Regions from separate parts of the Homo sapiens genome. Here region 2 is linked to region 1. Evidence: chromatin loops called from intact Hi-C (ENCODE). Cell type or tissue: endothelial cell of umbilical vein. All regions are shown on one strand. Each heading gives the region's core, and the rest is flanking DNA. Links, peaks and the distances in the headings are about the cores only.

Region 1 (13,475 bases), core at 2,593-10,592:
AGCACATTACAAAAAAGGAGGGCACAGATACACAGGGCTTCCACCTACCCCGGGTAAGCCAAAGTCACTGCTACAGACATGGATGGCGCTTGACGCGTAGACAGGTAGAGAGCAGAGATTAAAAAAGAATGTCTCCCCGTTTCCTCGCTCTGACTGGGCAATGATATAATTTCCAGTCTCACGTCTCTATTTCAGACCACATATGGCAGTAATATTGGCTCTTCCCCACCTCAGCCTAACCATGACTAAACAGGTTGATGAATGTCATGCATCTTATCATCATACATGCATATTTTTAAATATAATTCACTTTTGATCTGCACCCTTGTGCAGTGGCGAATGAAAACAGTTAAGATTTCTTCTACTGTCTGCCTTTAAATGTATTAAACAGCCCTGCTGTCAATAGATTATATTCTTGTACAATGATAATAGCCCCCAAAACTAAGAGGCCTTGTCAGGAATTGCAGTTGTCACAGTTTGATGGGAATGATTTTACTCGGGGTTCGTCTGCTGCACAATCATCTCATAATCTGGATATACATCACAGCATGACATGGAAATTTCCTGCTACTCTGCTTTCATTTCCAGAGGCAGCAATCAAATGAAAACCACTCAACCTCACCCAAATGTATAAATAATTTTCATTCAAACATATTAACAGTCAAAATATGAGAATTTATCACAGAGTGCTAGGCCTTTTAAGAAGCAATAAAGACTTTACTTTTTAAGCATATTTCTCCTTAGAAAAGTAATACGAATAGTAACTCGCAATTTAAAAATCGCTTTTGAAAGTCCACGTAGAAACCACCTGATCTGCAAACTTAAGGGATGTGGGTGTTTTGCCATAGATTTGATGCTTGCAGGAAAAGGGCTGCAAGAAATATCGGGTAGGAGAATTGCATGTCGATTAATAATCACCTACAGGAAAATACCAATACCTAGAAATGCGAATTTCTTTCATCTTTACTAAGCATCCCTTTTGTACTGCAAAACCAATAGTAGATTACTTCCTTTAAAATGTAAAACACCAGATCCAAGAGCAATTTGTATCCTGTGGCAAACGACACTGTTTTTCCTCATAAATATCAGATTTTAATTGAAAGCAACCTCCTAAAGCCCATCAAATTGCAGGGGTGGACATGGCTGACTCTCCCCCACTTGAGGCTGAGTTCCAGCCATACTGGCTGTCAGTTACCATGAAAGGGAGAGACGCATTCACAAGCGAACAAGAAAAAATATTTGTACTTGATGCTCTGTTAACGAAGTTGAGTGAGAGGAGGGTGCTGGTTTGCTCCTTAGCCTGATTGAAGGTGAGTGTGGAGTGGCCTCGGGGAACTGCACTCGAGGGAAAGGACTTGGGCTGCAGAGTGCTCACCACGGGAGCCTGGGGACTCACCAGCCTGTCTATAAAGCTCGCCCTACCCCGCCGAAGGTGTGTCCAGGCTAAGCCTTCAGATAGGAACTTTCTCTGTGGCTGACCAGACAGAGGTGCTAAAAGACATCAGTTGACCAATAAGACACCATGTTGACAAGAGTTTATTAGGTATGGAACAAAACCCCAAAAGGCATATAATACTCTGACACATCGAATTCAGTAATCAATCCACTCATATTTCAAAGGGTACCTTCCATATTTTAGAAAGGACAGCACTTTGCCTCTGGGTAAAGGCTAACTTGAAGGTTTCTATCATATCCACTGGGACAAGTGACATGTGGAGGGTGGTTAGGAAGTGTGGGATGAGAAGGCGGGGTTCGGGATGGAGGACAATTGATTTTTCCTATTGATGCCAGCATCTAAAAATTTTGCTGCCTCACTTTAAATTTTTATACCCTTTTCTTCTCCCCGCACTGCCCCCTAACATGTGCAAAAACTGCTAAGATGACAGTTTTTCCCATTTCCCCAGTAAGTGTGCCTGCAGAAGTAGAAGTACCATAACCCGGGGTACAGCAAGCTCAGCCATTTGAAATAAAACTTTGCAGTACTAATGTTTTTGTAACTGCTTCCATATTGTAATGATATTTTTCCAAGCACTGGTTTTATTTGATCTTAAATACCTTTTTGGGAAAGTCCAGTGAGCTGACGCTAATAAAATCATGCTATTGAAAAAAGGTTTAAGTAGAATGTTCAGAATAAATTACAAAACTGCATGCAAGAATACCAGCTAGTGCTGCAATAAAAAGCTGAAAATGAGTATTCTTGCAATATATTTTAAAGAAGTAGTATACTTTTTTTGTTCATTTTTTTTCATTGAATGTTTCATAACAGAATGCCTCCATGTCGTGAAAGGAGGGGAATGCATACCAAATGAACAAACTGCGGGAAAAATTGCGTCTAAGGGGAAAAAAAAACCCTTGACTTTTTGGGGGAGTATAGAATATATTTCATTTCATTTTCAATAACTGTTGGAAGATAATAGGAAATGTAATTTCTTTCCATTTGCTGTGCCAAAATACTTAAATTACATCATACTTATCCTGTCATAATTTTCCCCAACATATTCAGGACCCTTTAATGGATTTCACATTCCTATATATGCACTAAGGAACCGTATCTGCTTTAAAAGACAGAAACTACTGGAAGGCCTGAGTGAGAGACACAGCAACCGTATATCTGACTTTCTCATAGTGAAGCAGAAGTCAGGAGCTCCTCATAAGGGATGGAGGTGAAGGTATCCTCCTAATTACTCCTGAAATTCTAGGTCCAAAAGAAACCATGAGCCCTCTCCAGAGCCCTTCCACTCAATAGGACAGTCACAAAAATTGGACCCTGAGAGTCAAGGACTGCAGATGGTGAATTTTGCCTGCCATGTGAGAGTCTACTGTGTTTTGGGCATTGAGTCAAGCATTGAGCTTCAGGTTCTATAATGACCAATATTTATTTACATTGAATTAACTTATAAATCCAAGTTCACATCTCTCATCATCAAGTAAGACAAAAGCAATCATTCCCATCCTATGAGGAGAAACTGGGACAAGGAAAAGATAGCTGTCGGCTGGGTACAGTGGCTTATGCCTGTAATCCCAGCACCTTGGGAGGCCAAGGCGGGTAGATCACTTGAGGCCAGGAGTTGAAGACCAGCCTGGCTAACATGGCAAAACCCCATCTCTACTAAAAATACAAAAAATTAGCCAGGCGTGGTGCCACATGCCATAATCCCAGCTACTCAGGAGGCTGAGGCATGAGAATTCCTTGAACTTCAGAGGCAGAAGTTGCAGTGGGCTGAGATCATGCCACTGCACTCCAGCCTGGGGGACAGAGTGAGACTCTGTCTCAAAAAAAGAAAAGAAAATAGAGAAGAGAAGAGGACAGAAAAGAAAAGAAAAGCTATGGCATGATGAACAAAATTTAGAATATAGTAGAAACTGTTGGTGGCCTACCCAGCATTCCTTCTCCCCACCATCTTCTTTCCTGGCATAACTTGATTTTGTTCAAGAACCTATTTTTATACACAGCCATGCATCTCAGGGGAAGCTGATCTCTTCGTTTATAAGAGTGGTGCATTAGTGAGCTTAGGCTGCCATAACAAATATCATAGATCGAGTGGTTTAAACAAGCAGAATTTATTTTCTTACAGTTCTAGAGACTGAAAGTCCAAGAACAAGGGGCTGGCAGGGTCAGTTTCTGGTGAGGGCTCTCTTTCTGGCTTGCAGATGGCTGTGTGCTCACATGGCCTTTTCTCAGTTCATGCACACAAAGAGAGAGGAGAGAGAAGAGAGAGAGAGAGAGATTTCTATTCTCGTAAGGTCACCAATCTTTTGAATTAGAACTCCATCCACCCTTATGATCTCATTTAACCTTTTTAAATTACTCTTAAAATTTAATTTAATTACTCTTAAAATTCCTATCTTTAAATACAATCATATTGAGGGCTAGGGCTGCAACATACAGACTGGAGGGAAGACAGTCCAGTCCTCACCAGGTGGGTTTGACTGGTCATAGGCAACCCTATTCCGTTTGCCATTTCTGAGTTTGAGGAAAGGCATGGGACTCTGACCAGTGAAGTAGGAGAGGAAGTTGGCTGGGGCCACAGCAGAGAAGAATATTCTGGCCAACCAAAGAAGCTGGACATTTTGATATCTGGATGTGACCTCTGAAAGTGAAGTAGCCATCCTACTACCAGCATAGGATGAAACCAACACCAATGATGGCAGAACACAGTGTTAGTTTCCTAGGGCTGCCACAACAAAATAACTGAGAGACTTAAAACAACAGAATCTCACAGTTCTGGAAGCTAGAAGTCTGAAATCAAGGTGTCAGCTGAGTCTTCCTCTCTGATGGCTCTAGAGGAGAATCTTTCCTTGCTCTTTTAGCATCTGGGTTCCTTGGCTTAGAAAGTGCATCACTCCAGTCACATGGCCATCTTCTCACTGTGTGTATTCACATCATTTCCCTTCTATTTTTCTGTCTCTGTGTCTAAGTTTCCCCTTTTTATAAGAACACCAGTCATATTATATTAGGGCTCACCCCAAAGACCTAATTTTAACCTCATTACCTCTATAAAGATCCTATTTCCAAATAAGGTCACATTCTAAGGTACTGAGGGATTAGGACTCAATGTTTCTTACTGGGAGACACAATTCAACCCGTAAATTGCTCAAACTTGGGCAAATACCAAGATGGAGTAGACATTAAGACCCTGATGACATAACTGAGCCTCTGAATTAACCAACTCTGAAACCCATCCTGCCTCAGGACTTGCTGACATGTGAGATATATATAAGAACACCTTTCTGTATTGTTCAAGTCATTTTGCATTGAGATGTCTGTTACTTAGAGCTGAACACATCACTGCTGCAACAGATGTTGAGTAAAAACAGACCTCATTCTACCATTTAATAGTTGTATATACTTGGGAAAAAATTACTTGCACTCTCTGAGAATACTTTCTGTATCTCTACATTGAATCAAATATTACATCAGAGTTGTCACAAGGATTAGATAATGCCTTTCAACAGCATTATACAGATAAGGTGTTCAGTAGATTGGTTTTATGATCTTTTTTAAAACTACCCATGTGACTTTGGAAGAATAAAAACAATACCATATAATCTATTGTAAACAGACTAACGAGAACCAATAGTTCCTTATGGTTATTACATTTCAAAATCAATCATTTTGCCCATGTTCTTCACTTGGGAATTCTACACCTTTCCAAGTCTTTGTTAGTCTTTTCTGAAAGCCACCATCTATGAGAGGCAGTGAACACAGTGGTTAAAAGCATAGACTTTGGAATCAGACCACATCGATTCAAATCTTGCCTCCGCCACTTTCTATGTGTGATCTTGGGCATGTTACTTAACCTCTCTGTACCTAAATCCTCATCTTTAAAACAGGGAAATGAGGATGATAATAGTTTCTCTTGGTACACCTAACAGGAGTCAAAAGATGAAAGGTGATTAGTAGAGTTTCGTGTAGCAAGCATGTTAAACACACACTCTTTCTTCCTTTCAATCTCCATTATTGTCTGCAATCACCTCGGGAAGCAACAGCAGTAGTTTGCAAACTTCGGTGAGTGTAAAAAGCACCTGTGATGCTTGTTGTATACAGATTCCAAAGACTTCTGCCTCTCCTACCCAGAAATTCTGATCCAGCAGATCTGAGATGCTAACAAACACTCCAGGAGAAATTGATGCAGATGCCCCCTTATCACACATTGAGAAACTCTATTTTACTGATTGAAAGTCAGAAGACGTGGAAGTGGTTACTCATCTTGGAGACAGGTACTTCCCTTATCCTCCCTACTAGTCTGAAAGCTTCTAAAGGCAGAGATATCATTATCTCTCTATCCTTTCTCTCACCACACACCTAACACAGTACCTTGCTCACAGTAACTCAAAAGTATTTATTAAGTTAAATTTAAAGAGGGCTCAGATGACATAGAAACTGAAGTGGCTGAGAAAGAAATGGAGATACAGGCACAAGGAAAATACGGTCTGCTAATCATTTAGTAATCCCAAGAAATTCTGTTAGGCACAGCTGCCCTGAACCAACCAGCCCCAGCACCCAGTTTTCTTTCTTTCTTTCTTTCTTTCTTTATTTTTTTTTTTTTTTTTGAGACAGGGTCCAGGCTGGAGTGCAGTGGCACCATCAGGGCTCACTGCAGCCTCTATCTCCCCCAGCTCAGGTGATCCTCCCACCTCAGACTCCAGGTAGCTGGGACTACAGGTCCACCACCACATCTGGCTAATTTTTGTATTTTTTGTAGAGATGAGTTTTGACATGCTGCCCAGGCTGGTCTCAAACCCCTGGGCTCAAGTGATTCACCCATCTCAGCCTCCCAAAGTGCTGGGATTACAGGCATTAGCCAGCGAACCCAGCCCCATTTTTGTTTCTATAAGCCCCACTAATAGTGCGACCCTGGATAGCAGTCACTAGGAAACTCTAGGATTCCATGCTGGCTTCACTTTTCAGACCTCTGCCAGTCTGGGACACAACTCCTTGAGCCCAAAGCAACCTAGAGACCAAGGGCAGAAGGATAAAGGGGCAAAAATGTCCATTGAGAAGCTGAATTTAGACTTCTTATTGTTACTAGGTCACTCAACCAAATAAGCCTGGGTCACTCAACAAATTAAGCTTAGCTGTTTTGGGGCAACTGCAACAAAAAACATTTTCAAGGTTGTTTTGTAAACTCATTAATGTTAATCATGTAGCAATACATAGCTACTATTTATTGAAGGAAGCATCTACTATATGGGGTAGATGCTTTTCATGAATTATGTAATTAAGTTCTCAAGAATTTGTTCAACTAAGATTTGTTGATCATCTACTATATGCTGGGCTATCAAATAAAAACCAGTATGTTATACCTATCAATATATAAAACTATATAACTATATCTTTGTCTCACTTATGACTGTACAGAAAGAAATTTCCTAAAAAGACTGGGTGGCTGGTAAGTAGAAAGCATTGGTCTGGTATCTGATGCAGTAAGCACTTAAAATGTAAGTCATTATTATTATTGTTGTTACCTGTTTTGAGAGTATACACACTGCTATTGACTCCACAGAACTTTCTGGAAACATTCTGGGTGAATGTTTCTTCATCTTGCTTATTTGTACTTACTAAATGTTCTACAATGACTATGCAATGTTGTAATAAAAAATAGAAGTAATACACTTTAAAAGCAAGTTATTTTCCATCTCCCACATCCACAAATGAAAATCATTGTCTTTGACAGCACCACCTAGTGGTTCCCAGAGAGTGTGGCTGCAGATCCTTTATTTCCCCTCATCCACATCCTGTGGACACTTTCTCAGAGATCTTCATTCTCAGAGATCTTCATATCAACATCTATAGGAGGTGTGATTATGAGAGGTTCCAACATTCACACAGTATCCTCCATTCATGTCTGACCAATTACTGACATGCTTTATTTCTGTGCCTTTATTGGTCTTTAGAACTCACTCTATTTTTTTCATGATGGGATGATTTTATTTCTTATGGGATTTTTATTTCAAGACTTTTTCCTCACAGAAATACAACTTAGGAATCCAAGGAGACCTCTGACACACCAGCACATACACAATACAAATCTCCTAATATTTTAGAAATATAGCTAGAGGTATAAAAATCATTAGGTAAAAATGTTTAATAGTACAAAAAGCATTTATTGAGGACCTACGCAGTGCCAGTCATCATGTAAGATGCTGCAGTGAAAAGCTAAATAAAACATGCTCCTTCAGTATGGCAATTCCTCAAAGACCTAAAGACAGAACTACCATTCAACCCAGCAATTCCAGTACTGGGTATATACCCAGAGGAATATAAATCATTCTATTATAAAAACACATGCAGATGTATGTTCATTGCAGCAGTATTCACAATAGCAAAGACGTGGAGTCAACCTAAATGCCTATCAATGGAAAACCGGATAAAGAAAATGGGGTACATAGCCTGGGCGACAGAGCAAGACTCCGTCTAAAAAAAAAAAAAAGAAAATGGGGTACATAGACACCATGGAATACTATGCAGCCATAAAAAAGAACAAGATCATGTCCTTTGTGGGAACATGGATGGAGCTGGAGGGCATTATCATTAGCAAACTGACCCAGGAATAGAAAACAAAATACCACATGTTCTCACTTATAAGTGGGAGCTAAAGGATGAGAACTCATGGACACGTACAGGGGAACAACACACACTGGGGCCTATTGGAGGGTGCAAGGTGTGGGGAGAGAGAGGGTAACATGAAAAATAACTAACGGGTACTAGGCTTAATACCTGGGTGATGAAAATAGTCTGTACAACAAACCTTCATGACACAAATTTACCTATGTAACAAACCTGCACATGTACCCCTTAACTTAAAAGTTAAAAAAAAAAATGCTCCTTGCCCTCAACCACTTTTATGGGAGACTCAATGTTCAATGCAATATACTGTGACACAGCATCTCATGAATGCACCCATTCATTCATTCCACAAGTATTTTTTGAGCACATACTATATACAAGGTACCGTTCTAGGCACCAGAGATATAGAAACGAATGAAATAAACAAAGTCTCTGCCTCTAGAGCTTCCCATCTAATGGGGGAGAGATAATAAACAAATGAATGTAAGACATAGTCATGATGAGAAGTACTCCAAAAAAAAAAAAAAACTAACTGGTTAAAGGGAATAGAGTGCCAAGGGAATAGAGTGCCAAGGTTGTTTTTGATACAGGATAGCCAACAAAAGCCCCTCTAGTAAGAGGCTATAAAGAGACTTTGAAGTAGTAAGGGAGCAAGCTGTGCAGATATTGCAGGAGCAGTATTCTATGCAAGGGTGCTGAGATGGGAGTGTGCTTCCCGTGTTGACAGATCTGTGTGGCTAAGCAAAGTGACTAGGGAGAGAGTAGAAGGTGAAGAATTTGGACCAGAGTCTGTAGATCTGGTGGTCACAGTAAAGACCTTTGATTTGACTCAAGAGTTAATGAGAAGCCACTGGCAGGTTTTAATCAGAGGAGCAACAGGCTCCGACTTACATTTGAAAATGATCATTTAGTTGCCGAGTGGATATTATCATAGCATGTAGGAGGACAAGAAGAGAAACAAGAAAACGATGCAGTGATCAAATGGATGAACGTCTGTGAAATAAGTGAATGTATGGATAAGATGTAAAAGCAGAATAGAGGAAGTAGTGTTTGATTACACCCGGAGTGGCAAGAAAAGGCTCCTCCTTCGAGGTGAGGCCTAGACAGGGATTTGCTTTATATTTTCCAGTTTGATTTTTCTTTTTTCTTTTTTTTTTCTTTTTGGCAAAGTGTGTCCTTTCGTCAGGAGACATAATATCAGTGTCTCTCCTTTGTGATGTTAGTAGCTGAATTAATGCCTCAATCCATTCATTCATTAGAGGTTGCAAAATGTTGATAGTCTCCTTCTTTCTGTCTTTATTAGGCGGAATACGTTTACAAAAAGAAACTTTCCTTCATCTTCAATTTGGTTATCCAGTTGTGTAATTCACATGGAAAAGACAAGCCAAATGCTTCATTCTTTCCCTTTATTTTCAGTTTTCAGACAGCATATTGGTCCACTGGCATCTTTTCATGGTGATCCACTGCTTGATTTCTCCCTCTCTTCCTTTTTGCTGCTCCTTCCTCTTTCCCACTCCTTCCTCTTTCCCCCTTCCCTTTACTCTCTCTTTCTTTTTCTTTTTTGCTATCATTGTGAATTTATGATTTTTAATTATACCTGATGGGTTTTAATCAATTACAGTTATTACCTTTATGGATGCTTGAATTGTCCCATTTTTAGCCAGGAGACCCTTCAAATTGGCTCCTGAGTCCTTTTCACCAAACCCCAATAGGTTCTGATCACCTCCTTGCCAGCTAATAGAAGTTCTGACAGGCACACGTTGAACATTCCTTGTCCCTAACTTGGAATCAGCTATTTCTCTAAGGAGCCTTGGTTCCTTTTAGTGAGCAATGGTATTTCAGCACCACAATCTAGTACTAGGGGTGCTCAGTGTTTCTGTATTGGTCATTGTTTCTAGGACTTTTCACTGGATAGAGTTGAAATTCCCAAAATAAAATTAATTATGATTTCCCATTGATACTTTAAACTACGAAAGTTTTATTCATTTCTCCCACACTGATAGTCCCAGTTTTCAAAAACTCCAGAAATGATAGAATTACAATAACTCTTAATTACTAATTTGTTTTATTTCCCCCAAATATACACAAAAATCTCATAATCTCATAACCATCCACAGGATTACTGTAAATAGTTTAAGATTCTTACCGCAGTTCTTTTTTCCTGAGGATATCTTGCCCACATGAGGAACAGACAAGTTTCTGAGGATTCAGTTCTTTGGAATTGTTCATGTTATGGGGCTTTAGAGTTTGTTGTGGAAGCATACATTTAATAAGTGATTATAAGGCAGTAAATATTACAAAAGAAGTACAGGGATCAAAGTGAGGTTCGCCTGTCTGTTACATGTCCTGCCTGAGGAAGTGATGCTTAAACTGAAACCTGAAATACGAGTTGGAATTATCTCAGCAGAGTATGGGTTGGGGAGCAGGGAGGGAGTGTTTCATATAAGGAGAAGAGGTCCCTAGACTCAATTTATAAGGCACTCTGCAAATAAAATGCCAAAAAAAACCCATAGCTTCTTAGAATTTTCTTTTTAAATCATGCTTTCCAAGAATCAAAAGATTATCATCCAAACCAGATCTAATCTCTTCTTTGGGAGTGAGTTTCAAGCGAGAAGTCACAAAGAAAGTAACCATTGCACAAAGTCATCAACATGCTTTCATTGTAACCCAAAACCATATTGCTTAGCTTAATCACCCATTTTATTTATCCTACTTAGCTTCCATTTTCAAAAGTGAAGGCCTCAGAGCATAAGGACTTGCCCCTGTTATGAATATTTAAAAAGAAGAGCTTGGGGAGGTGAAGGGCACTCCCAGGAGGGAACCCAGGGAGGGTCTGAAGCTGCAGAAGAAATTACAATAAGCCTGGGGGTTTATTCTGTAGATGGCACTGTATTAATGTACATCTAATCTAATCCTCAAAACAACTCTGTAAGTTAGGTGATGTTATCTCATTTTAGATCTAAGGAATCAAAGAACCAGAGACCGCACAGACAAAGTTCAAAGTTACATAACGGCTAAGTGGGAGGGCCAAGATTCAAAATCTGGATAGATTCCAAAACCAAAATTCCACCCATGACCTTATGAATTTCATTAGTTTATTCTCTAGAGAACACAGCTTATTGCAATATATACACTGTGGTTTATCAAATAAGTTACATTAGCCTAGATGCACATCTCAAGTGTAAAGAGCAGTCACCATCAGAACTGACATTTGATTGGCCCTTTACAGCTTACGATGGAATCTTTTCTAACTCAGTTGATTCTCATTATTCCCATTTCAGAGGAGGAGACTGAGATTCACAAAGAAGTTAACTTGCCCAGCTAGTTAAGTGGCAGAACTGGGGTTTAAACCCAAGGCTTATGACTCTAAATCCCAAGGTATCTCCACCCTTGGTCATCCCTGACTCTTGGTTACTGGACATCATCAGAATGAGGGCAGAAATGGAAAGCTTGACAAGAAAAATCAATGATAGTAAAAAAAGCTTTAGACTACACCCTCTCCCCCAAATTATGATGCCAGTTATCAACAAAATGTCCCTGCTTAGTTATGAAATTGACCATAATAATACAATTTTACTTGAAAAATCTTCACTTTTTAAGCCTCTAAAGTCTACAAATTCAGAACCTTCAACATCATAGCAAAAGAGAAAAGAAAACTTTGCTTTCTTGATTTTTCCTGTAAATCTAGAGCTGTTCTAAACAATAAAGTCTACTTTGAAAGAGTGAGAGAAAAGAACATGACCATCCATGTTTAAATTTTTCCCCTTTCCTTTTTCTCTCATAATTTTGCCATAAAGAGGCAAAGTTTCTATGCTTTTGATAAATTCTTACTTACTGCTGGTCCCAAACAGGGAGGCCATTCTAGGTTTTTGGAGTTAGATGGACATATTTTCAGACCTTGGTTTTGCCTCTTCCTAGCTTCAGTTTTCTCCTCAGTAACCACCTTCAGTAAGGGTGTAAGGATGAAATGACTGACTTAGGCAGGCCAAGCACTTAGCCCCATGCCTCACACATAGTAAGTGCTCAATAAACAGCAGCTGCTATTCTTTGCTGTGTCCCACCCCCTCTCCTTGTGCTTATGGAGTAAAGGTTGGAATTTGGATGTGGGAAAATATGAAAAAAAAAAAACCTTAATGTTCATTCATAGTTCTTTTTTTTCTTAAATAACAAAAATTACTAATTCAATTTTAATTCCTGTATTTGAAATATATAGGCTAAGGACTAAAACAACCCAAAGTTACATGTTATTTTTATCGTGTTGCTTAAATTAAAATTTTAAATAGAAAAACAATTTTTTGCCTTTTAAAAAATGAGAACATTGGTTGTGACGTTTTCATCAATCTATGAAGTAGAAAACACCTAGAACACACAGTTTCACTGACTCAGGACCATGAAATCTCTGTTCCAAAGCATCAGCTTTACCCATCCAGCTGCTGCAATGTGTCTGTGGGTCTATGCGGGGGAGTCTCTTAGGACCACCCAGATTCTCATACATCTGGATCTTGCTCACTCGTGACAGAGCCTGATATTTGCGGTTGCAATACATGGAGTGCCACTAGGGCAATCTACTTAGCAACGCACAGACTTGTGCTATGATAGAAATACCAGTGCTGAATTTTCCTCAAATCACTGTGCACCAACCACAAAGCTGTCTGCTATTTTTGACCGCTTTTAATTGCTCTGAACACTGGCCGCACCTCTCTTTTTAAATCAGAATGGCAGCTACCACACAAGGGGCTACGTGAGCTGTTGTTGCCTTTCACACACTTCAGGGGGCGCAGTGGAGTTTGGCAGAAGTTTATAAAGTATTTAAATTTTAAATTTTCAAAATTGTACATGATGTGAAATTAAGTTTTTACTTTATGGCTTATCCCGTTTCTGGACCAAATAGGCCTTTACTTCCCTTCCCCCTCCACCCAGTCGATTGCTAAATGTTCTAAATGTCCTGCTTCTTAACGTCAGCTCTACATGGAGGATTAACAGTAAATATGAACTTTAAAAAGCAAGTATATTTTGCTCCTTTTAAGCAACACTATCTGGGAGAGACAATAAATTAAAAAAAAAATGTTAGGCAAAACTCTTTTTAAAAAATGAGCTTTGTATTTCAATTATTTCTCTCCACCCAGGGTCAAAAAGAAAAAGGAGACGAATTCAAACTGCACGACGGCAAACAGAGCTTCCCGAGGAGGAATCCATTGCTCATCCTGAAACCAAGCCCAGGACACTCACTGCTTGCCAGGTATGGGCCCAGTTACATTCGAGCTCCTTCAACTCACGCCTGGGAGCATCAGCGGTAAGTCACTGGTACGCACTGGTTCTTTGAATACCAAGGAGCATTTCATTCTCAGTGGCAGTAGTAGGTTGGGTGCTTGGAGGTCAGAATCACTGCTGGGTTTTTTTGCTT
Region 2 (8,000 bases), core at 1-8,000, 630 kb before region 1:
AAAAATTGTGTTGGGGCTGGGCATGGTGGCTCACTCCTGGAATCCCAGCACTTTGGGAGGCCAAGGTGGGTGCATCACCTGAGGTCAAGAGTTCAAGACCAGCCTGGCCAACATGGTGAAACCCCATCTCTACTAAAAATACAAAAATTAGCCGGGTGTTGTGGTGGGCACCTGTAATCCCAGCCTCAGGAGGCTGAGGTAGGAGAATTCCTTGAAACCGGGAGGCGGAGGTTGCAGTGAGCTGAGATCGTGCCACTGTACTCCAGCCTGGGTAACACGGCAAAACTCCGTTTCAAAAAAAAAACAAAAACATTGAGTTGGTATACCATTATTTAGTTAACTATTTCTAAAATGTTAGACATTTAGGTCATTTCTAATTTCTTATCACAATATTAATAGAATACTGTTTTGTCTAAATGCTTTTCTTCTGATGAATAATTTCCTTGAGAACTTCTAGGCAAAAATGTATGTATATTTTTAAAGCTATTGACATGTGTTCCCATAGTGCTTTATAAAACAGTACTGCCAATTTTACAATACCACCAATGGTATATAATGTAATAATTTTACCATTATTTGGTTAGTATTGTTTTATAAAAAAATTGGGTGATGTGGGATGATTTCATAAGCAAGGTGTGGGTACATAAAGCATTCATTATGGTATTCCATATATTTGTATATGCCTCAAGTATTTGATAGTAAAAATGGTATTGTAGTAACTTTTGCATTAATTTGAATTTCTCTGATTATTAATACCAAGGCTGAACATTTCCCTCATGTGTTTATTATTTATTTTGTATAAATTACCCATTCTCCTATTCTCATAACTCTGTTGCAGACTTAGCATTTTTCTTACATATTTTAATAAATTCTTTTGACTATTTTAGATATTAACCACTCTGTGAGTGTTAATGAATGTATTTTCTCTATTTCCTTTTATTTTCATTTTGGTTATTTCTCAATTTATACAAGTTTTCTATTTTTATCTTTATCTTTTCTTTGGAAATTTCTTCTTAAACTGCATTTTAAGATTTTATCATTATAAACTGAACTATACTCAAGCTTTCAGTCAGTCATTAATCACCTGCACTGTCACACCTTTGGGGTATACAAGATATGTGTATTTTTAATTCTAAGAAATTAAGATGTGACCTTAACTTACTGAAATTTATCTTGTTAAGTATATTGCCCATGACAGAAAGAAGTCATTATATATAATATTTCAACAACATCACTATGAGGCAGTATGGGGTAGATATGAATTAAGTCATTTTAATAAACAGAAAAATTGAGGTAGCCAGAGATTATATGGGTTCAGAGTTTTATAAGGAGTTTGTAGCAATATTAGGTCTAGAGTCCAAGACATTTGGCCTCTACATTTAGACCAAGTTTCTAAAAGAAAATGTACTCAGGGTACGAATTCAAATTTTTTATTATCTGTGATACAATGAGGTTCAAAGTTGGGCTTGTGGCAGAAGTTGAAGTTCAACTTTTTTTTTTTTTTTTTTTTTTTGAGATGGAGTCTCACTCTGTCACCCAGGCTGGAGTGCAGTGGCGCCATCTCGGCCCACTGCCACCTCCACCTCCCAGGTTTAAGCAATTCTCCTGCCTCAGCCTCCCGAGTAGCTGGGATTACAGGGGCCTGCCACCACACCCAGCTAATTTTTTGTATTTTTAGTAGAGATGGGGTTTCACTATGTTGGCCAGGCTGGTCTCAAACTCCTGACCTCAAGTGATCCGCCCACCTCGGCCTCCCAAAGTGCTGGGATTACAGGCGTGAGCCACTGCGCCTGGCCCAAGTTCAACTATTAATGATGAGTAATGATACACAGACTTTCATTTAGCTTCCCTGTAAATCTCTTGGATGGGCATATATATGGACTAACAACAGATGCTGGCATTACCTCAGACCCAATTGCCCTTAACATAATCAACATGACCTTGGATGGTGATGACTGCTAAAGAATAGAAATGAAAGAAATGTTATACAGCATTTAGACAAGTTACACTTTGAGACAGTTTGAATTATGATTCTGACATTAAATGGAAAACATTTAAATGCTTTCAATCAGTTTTGATTATAGCATCAGATGGAATTTCATCCAATATATTTTATATTTTTTATATTTACCTATTTGGAATGGTAAAGGATAATACTTTAGAATTACAGACTTATAAAAGTAGAAGAAATCTAAAAAGCAGTCTAGTCCAGACTTCTCTTTTGATTGACAAAAAAGTCTGAAAAATAAAGTGATATATGTGAACAGCTATAGTTCTCAATTGACTGCAGAACTAGAACCAAAAGCTAGGTCTCCTTACTTTCTCTCCAGTGTGTAAGTTATATTCTAAGTTCTGTTCTATTTCACATTTAAATATCTGCAGTGATTTTTTAAGCCAGTTTTTAAAATAAACTTTATGAATATATTACAATAAAGTATGGTAAGGCATTATCAATCGGGATTCCATACTTTTAAGGGTTAAGATAAACTTAATTATTTGGTTTTCTTACTTTAAAAATGTAGAATTTAGTAGCTGCAAAATTTCTTAAATTTGTACTGTAATCATCAGCACAGCAGCCCTACCCCCAGCTTTAAAAAAATGGTTAAATTAAGCTTTAAAAGATAATGTACTTTGCCTGGTACACTGGTAGTAAACATAATTTGTGCCATTTAGGAAACTCAAAGATTTCGGAAGAATTTTTCAATGTGCTGATGCTACCTCTGGGGCAGTGCCACAGATTAACAGGACATAGCTTTATAAAATTTAACTGGGGAACAAGTTAAACATTTTTATTATAAGTCTTTCCTAAGTACCATGTCTAGAAAATAATGCTATAATAGAAGAGAATTTGTGAGTTTCTTTGGAAAGACAGCCAAACTACATACTATAACATTAAATATGGATTAATATAGCTGGAAAATGGTAGAACAACAGTTATTAAAGTAAGACAAATACCACATTATTTATATCAACCAAACTTCAGTGTAATATACAGATCAATTTGAATTCTAAATAACTTCACTAGGAGAACTTATAGCTCCTACTGTTCAAAAGGAAACATTCAACTTAAGATCTGCCAGAGTTATTAAACATACAATGCTTACTCAACTTAAAATTTCTTTTCAAGGCTGGGTGCGGTGGCTCACGCCTGTAATCCCCAGCACTTTGGGAGGCTGAGGTGGGCAGATCACGAGGTCAGGAGTTCAAGACCACCTGGCCAATGTGGTGAAACCCTGTCTCTACTAAAACTACAAAAATTAGCCAGCGTGGTGGTGCACACCTGTAGCCCCAGCTACTCAGGAGGCTGAGGCAGGAGAATCACTCGAACTCGGGAGGCGGAGGTTGCAGTGAGCCAAGATGGTGCCACTGCACTCCAGCCTGGGCAATAGAGTGAGACTCCATCTCAAAAAAAAAAGAAAAAGAAAAAAAAATACCCTTTCAAACAAATAGACTTTCAATCATACAAAGCTTTTTCTCTAGGACCTAGACTAAAATGTTATGAACTAAAAGAAAAAATTACTGACAAATTGGCTGGCTCATTCAAATAAATCAGTTTGAAAGGATTATAGATTAAGCTGACAGTTTGAGTATTAAGAGAAAAATGAAAGAAGGTTGAGTTTTGAAAATAATTTTAGAATAAGAGTAAGAAATTCCATGTATGATATAATTTTTTGACATTATAAAGCAGAAATAAAATAATAGCTTGTAATTCTTATATAGGGCATGAGGTGGTGCTGTATTCTACCAATTCAGGTAAATTCATATAAGTGCAAACTGAACTGTTATTTCCTTTATTTGTCATATACAAATTTTACTTATTTTCATTCATAATATATAACGAAATGCTGAAAAGTACAAAACCAAATACTAAAGCAAAAAATTCTTGTTATCAAAACAAATACATCAGTATAGTCCCATTTTTCTTGGAACACTGTAGTGAATGAAAATGATTTGTTTTAACATACAAATTCTGTATTATTAAAATTTTCAGTGAGAAAGAATTATTAAGCAGTAGATCTGCCATAGATTTAGTCAGAGGAGGAACTCATCACTATCATTATCATCACTACTGCTTTTTATAAAGATTTCCTATGTCACATACTTATTAGGAAGCTATTTGCTTTGGGGTATGATAAGACAGGTAGGTAACCAGTTGTTGCACTTTTTGTTATTAAAGAATTGTAAACTATACATACTTAAAAAATAAAAGGTTAAATAGATAATTTATGGAGGGTAAAATTGATGTGGCCTGAAATCTAATTGACAGGTTGAACTGATCAACATTTTGAAAATGTGAGAAACTTATAAGAAAATTATTATCTGGAGCTTTCACAAAAAACAGATAATGAACCATTTGGAATTTCAAATGTTTTTATTTGTATTGCCATATATAGACATACACATAACATATAAATGGTATACAATGTAGATGCTATATATGTTTTGACATTTATAATATATAGGTTGTACAACATGTGTGTGATGTGTGTGCATATGTTGTACTATATATGAATAAAACATAAATGTAGGCATACTCTAAGAATCTGAATATAGGAAGTATTGCATCTCTGGAGTTTACAACTGATAGTTTGGGGCTTACTCTAATTCTAGACATGACTGGTCTTAGCAAGGAAGGTGAAGCTATTCCTCTCTGAAAGGAAAATTCCTGACATTCCTTGACCATCACAGAACCTAAGTAAATGGATAGAATTCGGGATTTTAAAAAGAATAATAATGCAGTAACTAAGTATGGCCAATGGAAAGTAATATGCGTATAGTACCTGTAAGGATCTTATTTTCCTTTTGTAATTCAAGTCCTTTACCAATTGTGTGGTTTTGTGGTTTAAAACATGGCTTACCCTTATCTATCACAACAATTTTCTAATTTCTGAAAAGTCCCTCCTTCTCTGTCCCAATTCCATACTTTTCTGTTCCACATGAAGTTGAGATACCCAAACTTGTTTAAAATAAATTTAAAGTATCTGGAAAATTAATTTAACAATCCTTTCAGTAATTTATTCTGTACATTCACAACCAAGTACTTTTCAGAATGGTTATAAAACCTCAGGAATATATGAAATTTATGAAATAAAAAAAGAAAACTTCAAGTATTACAGTTCTTTTAGAATTTGTCTAGCAGGTTCTCTGTTTTTCCAGAAAACCACCCAGGAAGAAACAAGACTTAAAGAAAAATGTGGCCAGGCGTGGTGGCTCACATCTGTAATCCCAGCACTTTGGGGGGCCAAGGCAGACGGATCACTTGAGGTCAGGAGCTCGAGACCAGCCTGGCCAACATGGTGAAACCTCGTCTCCACTAAAAACACAAAAATTATCCAGGCATGGTGGCATGCTCCTGTAATGCCAGCTACTTGGGTAGCTGAGGGAGGAGAATCACTTGAACCTGGAAGGTGGAGGTTGCACTGAGCCAAGATCCCACCTGCATTCCAGCCTGGGTGACAGAGTGAAACTCTTGTCTTAAAAAAAATGCATAAATAAATAAAGAAAAGAAAAATGTAAACAAAGAACTGAATGCTGCTGAATAACAAAAGAGTCACTTACTTAAAAAAATAATAATTTCAGCTCATCTAAGAAATAGATAGCAAGCAACAGTGGGCAATATCAAGATCCGAAACAGGATATTAAAAGGTAAGATATACAGAGCTATCAATTATTTCCAAAAGACATTACATTTTATATGAAACTCACAGTATTAAAAAGTTGACAGTATGCCCTTTTCTTTTAATCATTAAATTATCTTAGTACCTTTTACCTAATTCCCAATTATCATCCACACCATTCCCTGCTCTTGACTTACATACAAAACTTTAGTCTCTTTGTTAAATAATCGTTATGACTTACAGACTAATTTTGGCATTTTTCTATTACACCTGCCCCTATCGTATTACATTAAGTACTATCCTAGGCCAAGTTATCATCACTTTATATTTGGAAAACTCTATCGGCCTCTTAGATGGTGTCTCTGAGGTCTCTATATATAACACAACAGTAGATTAACTTTTCTTAAACTATACTTTCATCATGTCGTTCCCATACAAGCATCCAGTTATTTCTTCGTTCTATAATAATATTAATACTAGTATTTATTAATGTCCTTTGTATATAATAAATAGTATTAACATTATTAACACTATTCTTTATTAATGTCCTTGGCATTGTGCTAAATGCTTTACATATGTTTACATACGATTTAAATCTTTCCAAAGCACACTAAATATAATTACTCCCTATTTATAGGTAAGAAAACTGAAACTCTGAAGGGCTGCTGACAAATTCACCCAAGATCACACAGTTATTAAGTGATAAAGCTAAGATTCAAGCCCAGGTAGATCTCTACCCAAAACTCTAGATCACTAATCTAATCAACATCTAGAACACTGGCACACAGTAGTCATTCAATAAATATTTGTTGAATAAATGAATGAATAAATACTATGCTATAGTGTAGCATATACCAAGGTAGTCCTTGGTATACTGTTAATAGTCAAATGAAAATTTATATTTTTAAATTCAAGCTCATATTTTACACTAAGCAAAATAACTGGCACACATTACATGCTTAGTGAATATTTGTTGAATTGAACTAAATTTTAAAAATTATATTGGTATGAGCCCAACTAATGACACAGAGACAAAGTCTTACTATAACTTAACATAATCCACATTAATATTTATTTATATCTCTCTTTACAGTGGCTAAAATTACATTTATTTGTGCTTTTGAATCAGGTAAACCATAATTATTTAACTAAGTTAATTTTATTAATAATTAATTTAGTTGCAAAATACAAAAAGGTTCCATTGGTGGAAAGTAATATTGTTGGAACACTAAATATTGTGTATGAACATGTTGGACATGCACACCAAATTGCTTAGGGTGTATAGATTCCTAAACAGTCTGAACAAAATTCCTTGGAGATAATGTTTTAAAATTTTAATATAGAACAAATGTCACTCTCTAGCAATTTAAAGATATAAGGGACTTCAGAGTTCAATAACAAATACAGAGTTGTTATTTGAAACAAAAATGTGGCTCTTGAGAGCAATCAGTTCAGTTTTCTAACAGCAGTTATAGTATGTGGTCATAACCATTTTTTCCCCTTTTACAGAGGTCTCTAGGTGCACATTTTTAATGTATCCTAGCAGTTTCCAGTTAATGTTTTATATTTCTGTAACTATTATTTTCTGTTGAAAGAAAACTAGTAAAGGTTGAGTCTAGAAAGGGAAAACAAAGAAAGAAGATCAATATTAACACTCTACAAATATTGACTTAGCAAAGTGACTTTGTTGTCATTCTCTCACAGGAATTGAAATTGAATGAATGATTTATTTATATGAAACACCTATGGTGAATATTTGTTAAACAAAACAAAAAATTTGCTTCCCAAAGTATATAACTTGATAATCTACTCATCAGGTTATAAAACTTGAGTGTTACCATTTTCAAACTGAAGACCTTATAATAATATTCATCATTTTTAATTTAAAAGTATTACACTAGCTTACAGGTAGAAATTACACAGAAAAACCTCAAATTACTTCATAAACTTTACTGGTTCCCTGTAGACACTGCACAGTTATTAATAAACTTAATGTCAAATTTTTTTCAGAAAAAGTCATCTGTTAACTTAAAATACTATACCTTTATTAAATTTGGCTCCATTAACTTTGAGTTTCGGTTACCATTAGCCCCCATGGTAACTGTGAAGGAAACAGATGTTTTGAACTTCCTGGTTGCTGACAGTAAAGAACTCCTGGTGTCACCTGCAACAAGTAATGATTATTTGGTCTGACATTATGAAAAGTTGTCAATAGGAGTTTTTTCCAAACACAGTGCAGTATAAAAGATCTACTGTATTACTTTGATTCTCTTTGTTCTCCCTATTGAAATAAAGTCAGAAGTTTTATATTTATCAGGCTTTAATGATCCCTAATTTATGGGCTTCTAATAAGAATTCTTATTTCAATATGTCACCTTTCAG

Evidence for each region. Hi-C counts contacts between places; a loop is a spot of excess contacts. Peaks named below come from ENCODE experiments on the same cell type or tissue, not always from the same donor. Only the 100,000 strongest peaks of a DNase experiment are listed, where the experiment ranks them.
Region 2: it touches region 1 in a loop (6-fold over the local background); 3 of 110 quality-filtered maps call a loop at or near these places.

What each region holds. Positions count from the first base shown.
Region 1 is chr1:62,905,922-62,919,396 of GRCh38, reverse strand. No RefSeq gene overlaps it. Among named protein-coding and RNA genes, the nearest start is that of LINC01739, 100 kb to the left of the region's middle. In endothelial cell of umbilical vein, for the core only: a CTCF peak has its summit at 7,193 (motif pointing left); no DNase peak of the experiment used is centred there.
Region 2 is chr1:63,533,877-63,541,876 of GRCh38, reverse strand. It overlaps EFCAB7 (EF-hand calcium binding domain 7), which reads right to left. Exons shown (of 14, transcript NM_032437.4): 6 at 7,661-7,782. It also overlaps the pseudogene RNU7-123P. Among named protein-coding and RNA genes, the nearest start is that of EFCAB7, 14 kb to the right of the region's middle. In endothelial cell of umbilical vein, for the core only: a CTCF peak has its summit at 3,713; no DNase peak of the experiment used is centred there.